Regions from separate parts of the Homo sapiens genome. Here region 2 is linked to region 1. The links are chromatin loops, found by intact Hi-C in ENCODE. Cell type or tissue: B cell. All regions are shown on one strand. Each heading gives the region's core, and the rest is flanking DNA. Links, peaks and the distances in the headings are about the cores only.

Region 1 (2,920 bases), core at 231-2,730:
TGGGTGACAGAGAGAGACTCTGTCTCAAAAAAAAAAAAAAAAAAAAAAAAAAAAGATATTTTCCTGGGAGGTAAGCATGTAGTCATATCTTTTCTGCAACGTCACCATGCCTGTTGAAATGGAGAGGTTGGATGATGTAATTGATGGACATTATAAAAGAACCAATGTAACACTTTTATTTTTGGGATGAAGTCTTGCACTGTCACCAGGCTGGACTGCAGTGGTGCGATCTCGGCTCACTGCAACCTCCCACTCCCGGGTTCAAGCTATTCTCCTGCCTCAGCCTCCCGAGTAGCTGGGATTACAGGCATGCACCACCACGCTCAGCTAATTTTTTGTATTGTTAGTAGAGATGGGGTTTCACTGTGTTGACCACGATGGTCTCAATCTCCTGACCTCATGATCCGCCCGCCTCGGCCTCCCAAAATGCTGGGATTATAGGTGTGAGCCACAGCGCCCGGCCGTAACATTTTATTAATAAGTCTTAAGTTTGTCCATAGAGCTAATTACCTCTAATTCTTCAGTTTTGTCCTCCGTTATACACATGTAATAAGGAAGCTTGGTACCCTGCTTAAAAAATGTGACTGTGAAGGAATATGACCAGAAACTTACACAATGAAATGTACTTTGCACTTTAGGGACAGCATATACATTTCATCTATGCTGTCATTCTGGAAAACATTTTGAAACACCCCTTCCTTTTTAAATTGCTTTCAGAGTCTCACAGTGTATCCTTTTATCCCCAGCGGTGGAAAATCTTTACCCTTCAAGGTAGATTAGGTTTTTGGAAATAGCCAGAAGCCATTCAAAGCAACATCTGATGAACCACGCATGTCAGATGAATCATATTTACTTTTGGAGTATAAGAGTTCTGTGACTATGTGGTATTGACACTCATTTTTATCCTGTGTGGCACCTAAATTAAATTTAAAGATAGTTCTTTCAGGAAGAAAGGGGAGCCCTCATGTCATGTTACACAGTGGTGTATCAGTGGAATTAATTTATTGTAGCCTTCAGAGGTGATTGATTTAAAAGACAATATTCATACTAGAGTGTAGATGTGACTAAACAGTTTTACACCAAAACTTGGAAGAAGAGAAGACACTGGGGACAAATAGGCTGAAGAGTGGGGTTCAGTTGGATGAGTCTTAAGGCATAGGGAAATGGTTTGGGAAGTTAAAACATGCAAAGAGCTGATGATTGAAGCATTTAGATTTAGAAAGTCATTTGTTTTCCTTTCCAGTGTCCCTCATTATTAAATAGCTCCTTGATGGCTAGAATCCTATCCTAACAGTCATCTGCTAAGCACTTACTGTGGCATAGGTCTTGGAACTATTCAGTTCATAGTTCTTTTTTAATGAGAAGAAAAAAGAAAACTAGCATTTATTAAGCAGCTGGTGGTTTCCAGGCACCACCTCATGGGATCCTCACAGCAGTCCTACCTGACAGGTGCTCTGAACCCTGCTATATGAAGGGGGCCTGTGAAGCTTAGGTTGACCTGAAACTGAAGAAGGTTCCATCCTGGAGGTCTGTATCAAGTGGGAGAGCTGTGGTATAAAACTCCCTGTCTAAATTCAGCCAAGTCATGTGCTTGCCGGCCCACCCCTAACATGTTTGTGGGGACCCAGTCAGAACAGGCTTATCAATACAGGGCCATATACCATCTGTTTAAACCAGTGGTTCTCAGCTGCAGACAATTTTGCCCACACACCGCCCCCACCCGCCGCCGGGGACATTCAGAAATAACCGGAGACATTTTTTTGGCTGTCACCACTGGGGAGGGTGCTACTGGCATCTGGTGGTTGGAGGCCAGGGCTGCTACACTCCTCACCTCCCAAGCAAAGAATTATCTGACCAAAAATGTCAATAGGCTGAGAAAACCTGTATCTAAACTATTAAAAGCTGTAAATCCAAAGAAAAGATAAATGTTCGAGGGGATGGATATCCCATTTACCCTGATTTGAGCATTACACATTGTATACATGTATAAAATATTATTATATGTCCTCCCCAACTATGATATATCATTAAAAAATTTTTTTAAAGCTATAAATCCAGTCACCACCCCCATGGCCCGGCCTCCATGGCCACCAGTGGCCCTGCAGAAGCCTTGTCCTTTGCCAGCTGCCCTAGGGAGCCTGACCATAGGTCTGCTGCACACATCTACACTGACCAGGGCACAGGTCTGGGGCAGCTTGGCTTGTGATAACCACCTGTTCCTTTAGCTAAATTGTCTTCAAAAAACTTTCCTAGAGGTCTGAAATGAAGAAGAAAAACACTTACTGCCTTTGTATTTTGGGTTTATGATACACAGAGCCTTCTAAAGTGCAGGACCCAGGACTAAAGGCAGTATTGGTACCTGAGATATTACAGGCACTGGGCAAGTTCTTGAATGATAGGCGTACATTTATGTACAGTCTGTACTGCTTCATTTTAAGGGCTGTTACTGTGTGGTGTAAGGCTAGATTGAGCATGTTTTAACTACTTTGGCTGGGAAGTAATTGACTTTTTCAATACCTGTATGCTCTCATCTTTCAAATAGCAGTGTGGTTTAGAACCAGAGGTTTTTTACTTGGGGTCTGCAGACTAACCATAGAGGGGTTCCATCGGATCCTCAGAGCACAAATCTGTGTATGGTTGTGTCGGTATACATGTATGCTGCTGGTTTGCATGTTTTCTGTAAAGAGGGTATATTGCAAAGCTTAGTTGGGTTCTCAGAAATGAGAATGGCACAAACTACTCATGGGCTATATATATTCTCTAGGGTTACTTCTAGATGTTTAGAAGCTAAGATTAGGAATTTGTGTTGAGATCAGAAGTGGATTTGTTGTGGTCCAGTGTAATTTTTGACTGAAGGAAGAAGCTCTCTGTTGTGTGTAGGTATACATAAAATGAAAGTTACACGTTAACTTTTTGTTGA
Region 2 (2,920 bases), core at 211-2,710, 160 kb before region 1:
CCCCCACGCCCCTGAGAATCATTTGGGAATTACACATTTTGGACATAGAGCCCATGTTGGGGAAATGATATGAGCTAAAAGTACAGCACTCTGCTCATAAAAAAAGTAAGAGCTGCTTAATCCTAATCTGTAAAATTTAATCACATGTTGAACCCCTAAAGCTTTGTTGATCAGGCCAACAGCATGATATGAGCTGTCATATTTGTCTGCTGGGAATGACCCACTCCATCCCCAGGTACCAACTGCTGTAAAAGCACTCAATTAGAAATCAGTGTTTCCAAGTACCCACTCAATCTGCCCCTGCCAGGACTGGGCATCTCCCCACCTGTCATCAGTCTCTTCTGTTAAAGAAACAAACATCTTCACAATAACCTTCTTACCCTCTACACAGGATGGAATGACCATGAAGTGAGGAAATATGGTGAACTCTTTTCCAAACTACAGTGCAAATAGTTAGGTTTTAAGACGCCAATTTTCTCAATAATACCTCTGTTTTTCAAAGAAAATACCTAAAGAAGACAAAGAAGTCACTAATGGTAGAATTGAAGGCATCAGCCGGGGAGATGTTTGGGGATCTTCTCCAATGCTAAGATTGGAGATATTTATCTGCTTATCCCAGCAACCCCCAAACCCCTCTGCTTTCTACACAAGGCCCCTCAGATGCCTGCTTTTTACGAGTTCAGGAAGGACCTGAGGCTTCTTTCCTCTTGGTAAAGAAGACACAGTGCATTTGAGTGAAACGGAGTGCCTGCATGCAGTTCACCAGGTAGCGAGCCACGCCTGACTTGGATATTTTATAGGGAGAAGATCTGAAACAACTGGGTGATTCTGCAGCTCTGGAGATATTCATTAAGCCATACTTCTTTTAATATTTTTGTCAATCACGCTCATTCCTTTAGGTGTGAGGTGGGCACAGATAGCTGGTCGCAGTGCAATGACACACCTGTGAAGTTTGCTCGTTTTCCTGTCACTGGATTGATCGAAGGTCGTTCCTATATCTTCCGAGTTCGAGCTGTGAATAAAATGGGAATAGGTTTCCCATCTCGAGTTTCCGAGCCCGTGGCTGCTCTGGATCCGGCTGAGAAAGCTAGACTTAAAAGTAAGCACTTTTCATTTTTCAGGACCTTCCCTAAACCTTTTTAAAATGACTGCAAGAATCAGCTTCATTGCAAGGTTGTTTCTCTCCCTTCCACTAGAGGGAGACAAGAACAAGAAATCCTTTTTTCATCAGAAAATCCGAGGGGGAGAATCCTTCGCAAACATTGCCTTAGCCATTCTCTTAAGGGTTTTATTTTATTTTATTTTATTTTATTTTATTTATTTTATTTTATTTTATTATTTTATATTTTATTTTATTTTATTCAGAAACATTTATGTTGTTAAACTGAGTTCCAGGCATTGTGTGTGGAATGAAGTATAAAAGCAAAGAGGCTGGAGAGCATTTTTATTCCTGTTATTATACATTCCAAAAATAATAAAAATAATTTTCTTTCTGGCTCAAGGTCTATTTCTTTACCTTGGAGTCCACCCTTAGAGCATTAATATCTCAGCACAGTGCGTCTCTCTATATCAAAGGAAAAACAGATAGACAACGTTATATCTAATCTATGTCTGAGTTCTCATATTAGACTGTCAAAAATCATTTTTTCAGGCCTGGCGTGGTGGCTCACACCTGTAATCCCAGCACTTGGAGAGGCTAAGGTGGGAGGATGGCTTGAGCCTAGGAGTTCTGAGACCAACCTGGGCAACATAGAGAGACCCCATCTTTTAAAAAAAAAAAATGAAAAAAATGAAAAAAAAAAAAAAAAAAAAAGCCAGGCATGGTAGCACACAGCTGTAAGTCCCAGCTACTCAGGAGGCTGAGGTGGGAGGATCGCTAGAGCCCAGGAGGTCAAGGCTGCAGTGAGCTGTGATTACACCATTGCACTCTAGCCTGGGCAACAGAGCAAGACCCTGTCTCAATAATAACAATAATAATAATCTTTTAATATATGTAGTCTCCAAGTCTTAATGTCAAAACCATGGTACATGAATCATGCCCTGTAATCATGCCTTGTATTTGTTTCATGGAAACCCATATGGCATCTCCAACAATAGGGAACGTAAAATGACATTATGAGAAGAGTTGGATAGTAACATTTCAGGCTTATGCCAGGCTTCTCAACCTTGGCCCTACTGGCACTTTAGGCCAGTAATTCTTTGTTGTTGTGGGAGGTGGCTAGGGGTGTTCTGTTCATTGCAGGAGGCTGAGCAACATCCCTTGTCTCTACCCACTAGATGCCAGCAGTGTCATGGAGACACTACCAAATGTCACCTAAAGGGCAAAACCACCTTTGTAGAGGACTGCTGGTCTGTGCTACATTCACAATGTTATTCTTTACCTTCAGTACGTGTAGTGGCATCGTAAAAGTCTAAATAAAATAATGTCACTGGCTGGGCATGGTGGCTCACACCTGTAATCCCAGCACTCTGGGAGGTCGAGGCGGGTGGATCACCTGAGGTCAGGAGTTCGTGACCAGCCGGGCCAACATGGCGAAACCCCGTCTCTACTAAAAATTACAAAAAATTAGCCAGGCGTGGTGGCGGGCGCCTGTAATCCCAGCTACTCGGGAGGCTGAGGCAGGAGAATCATTTGAACCCGGGAGGCGGAGGTTGCAGTGAGCTGAGATCGCGCCACTGCACTCCAGCCTAGGCGACAGAGCGAGACTCCATCTGAAAATAATAATAATAATAATGTTACCATTTCCCCGGCAACCGTGTCTCATCAGGCTCCTTGATTGCTCTTCAGTCACTCTTCACCAACCCTCCAACTTCCTGCCCTCCTTTCTAAACTTGCAAATTCCATCTCATACTTTCGTTTGCTCCTCTTTTATCAATTCCAATCAAAATAAGATTTGTTTGAACTAAAAATAAGTTACCT

What was found. Peaks named below come from ENCODE experiments on the same cell type or tissue, not always from the same donor. Only the 100,000 strongest peaks of a DNase experiment are listed, where the experiment ranks them.
Region 2: it touches region 1 in a loop (2.9-fold over the local background); 12 of 110 quality-filtered maps call a loop at or near these places.

The regions. Positions count from the first base shown.
Region 1 is chr18:2,993,602-2,996,521 of GRCh38, reverse strand. The region is part of intron 1 of LPIN2 (lipin 2); the gene reads left to right. Among named protein-coding and RNA genes, the nearest start is that of LPIN2, 18 kb to the left of the region's middle. In B cell, for the core only: a CTCF peak has its summit at 1,783 (motif pointing left); a DNase peak (open chromatin) is centred at 1,761; H3K4me3 peaks cover 435 bases; H3K27ac peaks cover 292 bases.
Region 2 is chr18:3,149,873-3,152,792 of GRCh38, reverse strand. It overlaps MYOM1 (myomesin 1), which reads left to right. Exons shown (of 38, transcript NM_003803.4): 12 at 900-1,099. Among named protein-coding and RNA genes, the nearest start is that of MYOM1, 69 kb to the left of the region's middle. In B cell, for the core only: CTCF peaks have their summits at 983 and 1,182 (motif pointing right); a DNase peak (open chromatin) is centred at 1,162.